2 separate regions of the Mus musculus genome follow, and region 2 is linked to region 1. A link is a loop called in an ENCODE intact Hi-C map of the cell type or tissue named here. Cell type or tissue: left cerebral cortex. All regions are shown on one strand. Each heading gives the region's core, and the rest is flanking DNA. Links, peaks and the distances in the headings are about the cores only. Region 1 holds the start of Sash1 (SAM and SH3 domain containing 1). Region 2 overlaps Sash1 (SAM and SH3 domain containing 1).

Evidence for each region. Hi-C counts contacts between places; a loop is a spot of excess contacts. Peaks named below come from ENCODE experiments on the same cell type or tissue, not always from the same donor. Only the 100,000 strongest peaks of a DNase experiment are listed, where the experiment ranks them.
Region 2: a loop joins it to region 1, with 2.2 times the contacts of the local background. A loop is called at or near these places in 6 of 42 quality-filtered maps.

What each region holds. Positions count from the first base shown.
Region 1 is chr10:8,884,206-8,887,115 of GRCm38, forward strand. Sash1 (SAM and SH3 domain containing 1) reads right to left here and starts at 1,865. Exons shown (of 20, transcript NM_175155.4): 1 at 1,519-1,865. The coding sequence starts at 1,653. In left cerebral cortex, for the core only: no CTCF peak of the experiment used is centred there; DNase peaks (open chromatin) are centred at 1,241, 1,894 and 2,157; H3K4me3 peaks cover 2,500 bases; H3K27ac peaks cover 1,750 bases.
Region 2 is chr10:8,836,982-8,839,891 of GRCm38, forward strand. All of the region lies in intron 2 of Sash1 (SAM and SH3 domain containing 1), which reads right to left. Among named protein-coding and RNA genes, the nearest start is that of Gm25410, 14 kb to the left of the region's middle. In left cerebral cortex, for the core only: a CTCF peak has its summit at 1,496 (motif pointing left); no DNase peak of the experiment used is centred there.

The DNA.
Region 1 (2,910 bases), core at 125-2,624:
ATTGTATGTATCTCTGAAAAAGTTTAGGAAACGCAACAGATTTTAAATCCAAAAGACTTACGTACACAGCATACATACATAAAATTCTAACGTAGGTAAATATGTCTTTTATTATGTATTTGAAAGCACAGACAGAAATCTTTAACCCAGGAAAATGAGATACACTGAACTTCAAGATGTCCAAAAAGATGAGACATAGGCTCTATTTGCAAGAAAAAATATATACAGAGCTGTATTCATTGACCATCTACCATTCATCTGGCAATATGCTGAGTGCATCATACACATGGACATAGTGCCTCTCATAAAACCCAAGACACATGTCTTCCTGTTTTTCAAGTGAATTGGAGAGTCAGGAGTGAATGACCTTGATATGGTAATTGTAGACAGACAACTGGGGAGCAGGGATTTGAACCAGGCTAACTAACTTCAAAGCCCAAGACTTTAACCACTATGGAGAAAACTAAACACTGTATCGTGCCCAAAGAGGCACTGCTAAAACCCTGGGGAGCAGGGATTTGAACCAGACTAACTCGCTCCAAAGCCCAAGACCTTAACCACTATGAAGAAAACTATATCGTTCCTAAAGAGACACGGCTAACACCAGAGACACGGCTAACACCCTATCCATCCAAGGTAAAATTTCATCCTCAGTAGAACTACTTTCCAGAACTAAGATAAATCCATAGGCAGTTTTAACCACTGGCCAGTTCAAAACCTCTTTTGGGGGGGTTTGGTTGGTTGGTTGGTTTTGGTTTTTGGGTTTTTTTGTTTGTTTGTTTTGTTTTGTTTTGTTTTTGATTTTGGGTTTTTTTTGTTGTTGTTTTTGTTTTGTTTTTGTTTTTGGGGGATTGTTTTGTTTTGTTTTCGAGACAGATTTTCTCTGTGTAGTCCTGGCTGTCCTGGAACTCACTCTGTAGACCAGGCTGGCCTCGAACTCAGAAATTCGACTGCCTCTGCCACCCAGGTGCTGGAATTAAAGGCGTGCGCCACCACGCCCGGCAGTTCAAAACCCCTTATCAGCACAGATTCAGCAATATATGCCTTATTGTTCTCAGCGCCAAACATATAAAACAAATATCCTGTAATTCTACAAACTAGAAGAGCTGAGGGCAGAGCAAGTAAACACCGTGGTAGTTCTGCACAAGGAAACGGTTGTTTTCCTCTCATGGGCACAGGACAAGCCCTGTGCGGATAAACATCAATACCGAGAGGCCATGAGGAGTCCACTCGCCAAATATTTACAAGTAGTATTTACATCTACTCTTTCTGGCTTTTTCCACGCCAACTTTTCTAAGCAGGTGTCCCTAATTACAGTCGATTGTTCAAGAGGTGTCTCTGATGTGACCCGACAAGTAGGGGTTTTTTTTTTTTGTTTGGTTGGTTTGGTTTGGTTTGGTTTTTCTAAATTACAGTTTCAACCCCTATATAGAGAATACAGCGGAAAGAAGAAGGGTGACCAATAGGTGGGCGAGGGGTGAGCCCCGCTTCCCCCGCCTGCCTCCCCAGGTAGCTCACCAGGATGCCCATCACGTCGGTCCAGAGGCGGGAGATTGACTCGGAGACACCGGCCTCGGGCTCCAGCTCCCGGGCGGGATCCACCTCCGGCTCAGGCTCCGGCGCCGGGCTAGCAGCTCCCGCGTCCTCCTCCATGGCCGCGTCCCCGTGCGTCCGCGTCCGGGTCCCCGCGCTGCCCACCGCTCGCAGCAGCGCGTCGGCCGACGGGGCGCAAGTTCCCCGCCCGCGGCGTCACCGGGCCGCGCCCCCGCGTCGCATGCCCCAGGCTCCGCTGGGTACGAGCACCACTGCCAGGACTGGCACCTCGATCCCGGGCGACCGCGATTGACAACTCCAGAAACTTTTCCTAGCCCGGCCCCGCGCAGCAACAGGGTAGCTGGAGCAGAGTCCACAACACTGGCTGCGGCGGGGAGTTCACGGGACCAGGGAGACAAGAGCCACACCGCACGGGTGCTGCGTCCTGCTTCGGGGACCGGCTCCGGGTGGCACACCACTCGCCTCTACTGGAGAGTTTGTGCAGGGCTGGGCAGGGGACAGTGACGCCTGTGGACCCGGGCTAATTAGTCCTGGACCCCTCTCTTTAGAATGAGCTCTTCCAACTCCACATGACTCCCTCCCCTCCAGGCTCAAGAAAGCGTTTAGCAACAAAAGGTGCTCTGATGTCAGGCGCTTTGCATGGAAATGAGCCTCAGCCTGGCCAACAAATCGCCTTTTGAAAGCGCCACCGCGCCACGGGCCCGGGGCCCTGCACAAGTCCCCAATCGCGCCATTCACCCGCGCCTTCCGCCACTGAAACTGCAGAAAGTTAATCTTTAAGCCGCTCGCTGAGTTCGAGTTTAAGAGGAGTCCGTATGGTGACAACCCCTGGAATTACAGTCCTGTCTGTCAGGCTTCTTGGAAAACAAAGTGTGACAAAGCTCGCCTGGTCACGAGCCATTGTTTGGGTCGTAAGTCCGGGCGTTTCGGCTCCCGAGTGGCCGCAGTGCTGTGCACTTCTAGGGTTTTCGGATACTTAAATGAGACCCTCTCTGAGCTGTAAGGGTGTGTTTTGTTTTGTTTTGTTTTGTTTTGTTTTGTTTTGTTTTGTTTTGTTTTGTTTTACGTGGAAGAAACAGGCAAGGGGTATGTTCAAAATAAAAGTTAATTTTATGGCCGCTAAGCCCATGCACAGTTCAGGCCTCGATATGTTAATCAAGTGAAAATGCCAGAGGGAAATATCCCTGAAGAGGTCCTTTTTCCCTCTTCTCCCCCTCCTCCTCCTTTTAAAAACCAATCAAAAAATTTTTTCTAAGAGATGACAGTGCCTATCCTATTTGATTTTGTGGCTGCTCACTTTGTGAAACTAAAGAAACCCACGGAATCTGCCCCTTATTAAGGAGGTGGAGTGGAGAG
Region 2 (2,910 bases), core at 269-2,768, 47 kb before region 1:
TTTTCTTATGTCTTTTTTTTTTTTTTAACAACAGAATAATAGAAAACTTTGTTGATTGCAAAATCTAAATAGCTCTCAATGCACAACCACAGAGATTCATTTGTTCAACAAACACTTATTGGTCATAATACATTCTCTGCCAAGACTTGTTCTACTCTTGGAGATACAGTAATAGACAATATACTTAGTGTACGGTCCCCACAAAAAGGTGAGAAACCGAACTCAAGGTTTTAAGTTTGGGAATTAGCAAGAAAGGTTGTACAATCTTATGGAAATACTGCAAACCACTGAATTACATTTTAGGAAGTAAATTTTACGGGTTGTACCTGTGAAAGTTTGGCAGGCGGCGTGTGATGTTTTGACATGGCTGATGTCTATCCAGTAAATGTCTTCTAAAGGGCAGGATCAGAGCCACACTGTGAAGTGCAGGCATAATGCCAGCACTTGAGAATCTGAAGAAGGACAATCCAGAGTATATAGCCCGAGCTATATATGCACGGAGTTCAAGGCTGCCTGGGGCTATACAGTGAGTCATTGTCTCAATCAATTAGCTGATCAATTGATCAGCTAGAGCATTTAATAAAAAGATACCTACCTAAACAGAGGTGAATGTCTACATATAGAGCCTTAATTAGAATTAGAGCTGGCATTAATGCTCTGCCACTGTGTTTTTGAATCCAGCCCTGTCCCATGAATTCAGCTTAGCTGTTCCCATTAGTTGGTCCAGTTTACTGGACTGCATGGCTGAGAAATGATACAAGCTGTCTCCATCCTTAAAGCCTATCTATACACTGCAGAGTCCCAGCCTTAGGGATGAACCCTAACCCCAACCCTGCTCTCCCAGGCCACTCCCAGCAGACCGTTCCTTTCAGTGGCATGATGACTTTCACTTCTGTCCCGTTGCTCTAGGGCTTCAACTCATCTCCGTGAGAACAGGCGAGAACGAGAGGCTAGAGTTGGCTGTACACAGATCCCTGTCACCACTACCAGTGTGACAGACCAGATCTTTATCTGTGAGTATCTAGTCCTTGTAACACAACCTGCCTGACACACGGCAGTGCTTCCTGTCTTAACAGCAAGTTCTTTGTGATACCAAGTTACAAAAACACACAAGAACTCTACGAAGTATTTGGTTTCCTTTTGTCCTGTTACCGTTTCCCAACACTTATTCTCCAGTAAACCATGGCACTCCATCATTTAGCAGTCAATACAAGAGTTTTTACACAATACACGAAAAATCACAACATGAGGCAAGGGGGACAGAGCATCTATAAAATGCCATAAAAAATCTGTCACTTTGCCTGCCCATCAATATACATAATTTTTTAGTTAAAATAGTATGGGACTTGAGGGCTGAAAGATGACTCAGTGGTTAAGAGCACTATCTGCTCTTCCAGAGGCCCTGAGTTCAATTCCCAGCAACCACATAGTGGCTCAAAACCATCTATACTGGGATCTGATGCCCTCTTCTGGCATGTAGGTGTACATACAAATAGAGTACTCATACATAAAATAAATAAATCTAAAAGAAAAATATTATGGGACTTTGTAGAATCGGGTTGCCTTATTAAATAAACTTTGTTTGTTTGTTTGTTTGTTTGTTTGTTTAAAAAGCAGCTTACAGGGCCAGCAATATGGCTCAGCCGGTAATGGAGCTTGCCACCAAGCCTGACCACCTGAGTTGGATCCCTAGAACCCATGCTGGGAGGAGAACCAAAACCTTGCAAGTTAACCTTTAAGTTCCACCTGCATGTATGCTCGCCTGCCTACATGAGTCTCTCTCTCTCTCTCTCTCTCTCTCTCTCTCTCTCTCTCTTTTTCTCTCAGAAGGGGGGAGGGAGGGGAGAGAAGGGAGGAGAAAAGTAGAGAGGATAAACAAATGGAGAAAGAGAAGAAAAACATTTTAAAAATAAAAAAGCTACAGGTAAAAACGGAAATATCTTTATCTTATTTCAACTTCTCAATGGAATTTTTATGAAGTCTTTTCTGTTGTGTTCTAAAAGGATATAGAGATTATAAACCAGACACAGTTATAGTGCAGGTATCCAGGCATGTTGTGTGTCAACTTTCACAAGTTAGAGTTGTCTGAAAGGGAAACTCAGCTGAGAAGATGCCTCCATAAGATCCATCTGTAAGGCATTTTCTTCATTTGTGATTGACAGAGGAAGGCCCAGCCCACTGTGGGTGGTGCCATCCCTGGGCTGGTAGTCCTAAGTTCTATAGAAAGCAGGCTGAGCTACCTAGAGGGAAGGAGCAAGCCAGTAAAGTGCACCCCTCCGTGGTCTCTGCATCGGCTCCTGCCTTTAGTTCCTGCCCTTTTTGAGTTCTTGCCCTAAATTCCTGTGATGATCAACTGTGATGTCCCTTCACAAGTTGCTTTTTGGTTATGGTGTTTCATTACAGCAATAGAAATCCTAAGACAGCATGTCTATAAATTCTAACTGCCCAGGACACCAAAGTAGGATTACCAAATCAAGGCCAGCCTGGGCTGAGAATATAACTAACCCTATCGGAGGAGGAGGGGGAGGGGGAGGGGGAAGAGGAGGAGGAGGGGGAGGGGGAAGAGGAGGAGGAGGAAGAGGAAGAGGAAGAGGAGGAAGAGGAAGAGGAGGAAGAAGAGGGTATGGAGAAGGAGGAGAAAGAGAAGAAGGAAGAGGAAGGAGGAACAAGAGGAAGAAGAGGAGAAAGAGGAGAGAGGAGGAGAAGAAGGAAAAGAAGAGGAGAAGGAAGTGGAGGAGGAGCTAGTAAGACAACTGAGTGGGTAAGGAGCCACCAAGCCGGACAACACAAGTCAGTCCCTGGAACCAACATAGAAGCAAAGAAGTGATCCCTGTAAGCTGCTCCCTGCACAGCACACAGCACACACACACACACACACACACACACACACACACACACACACACACAGAG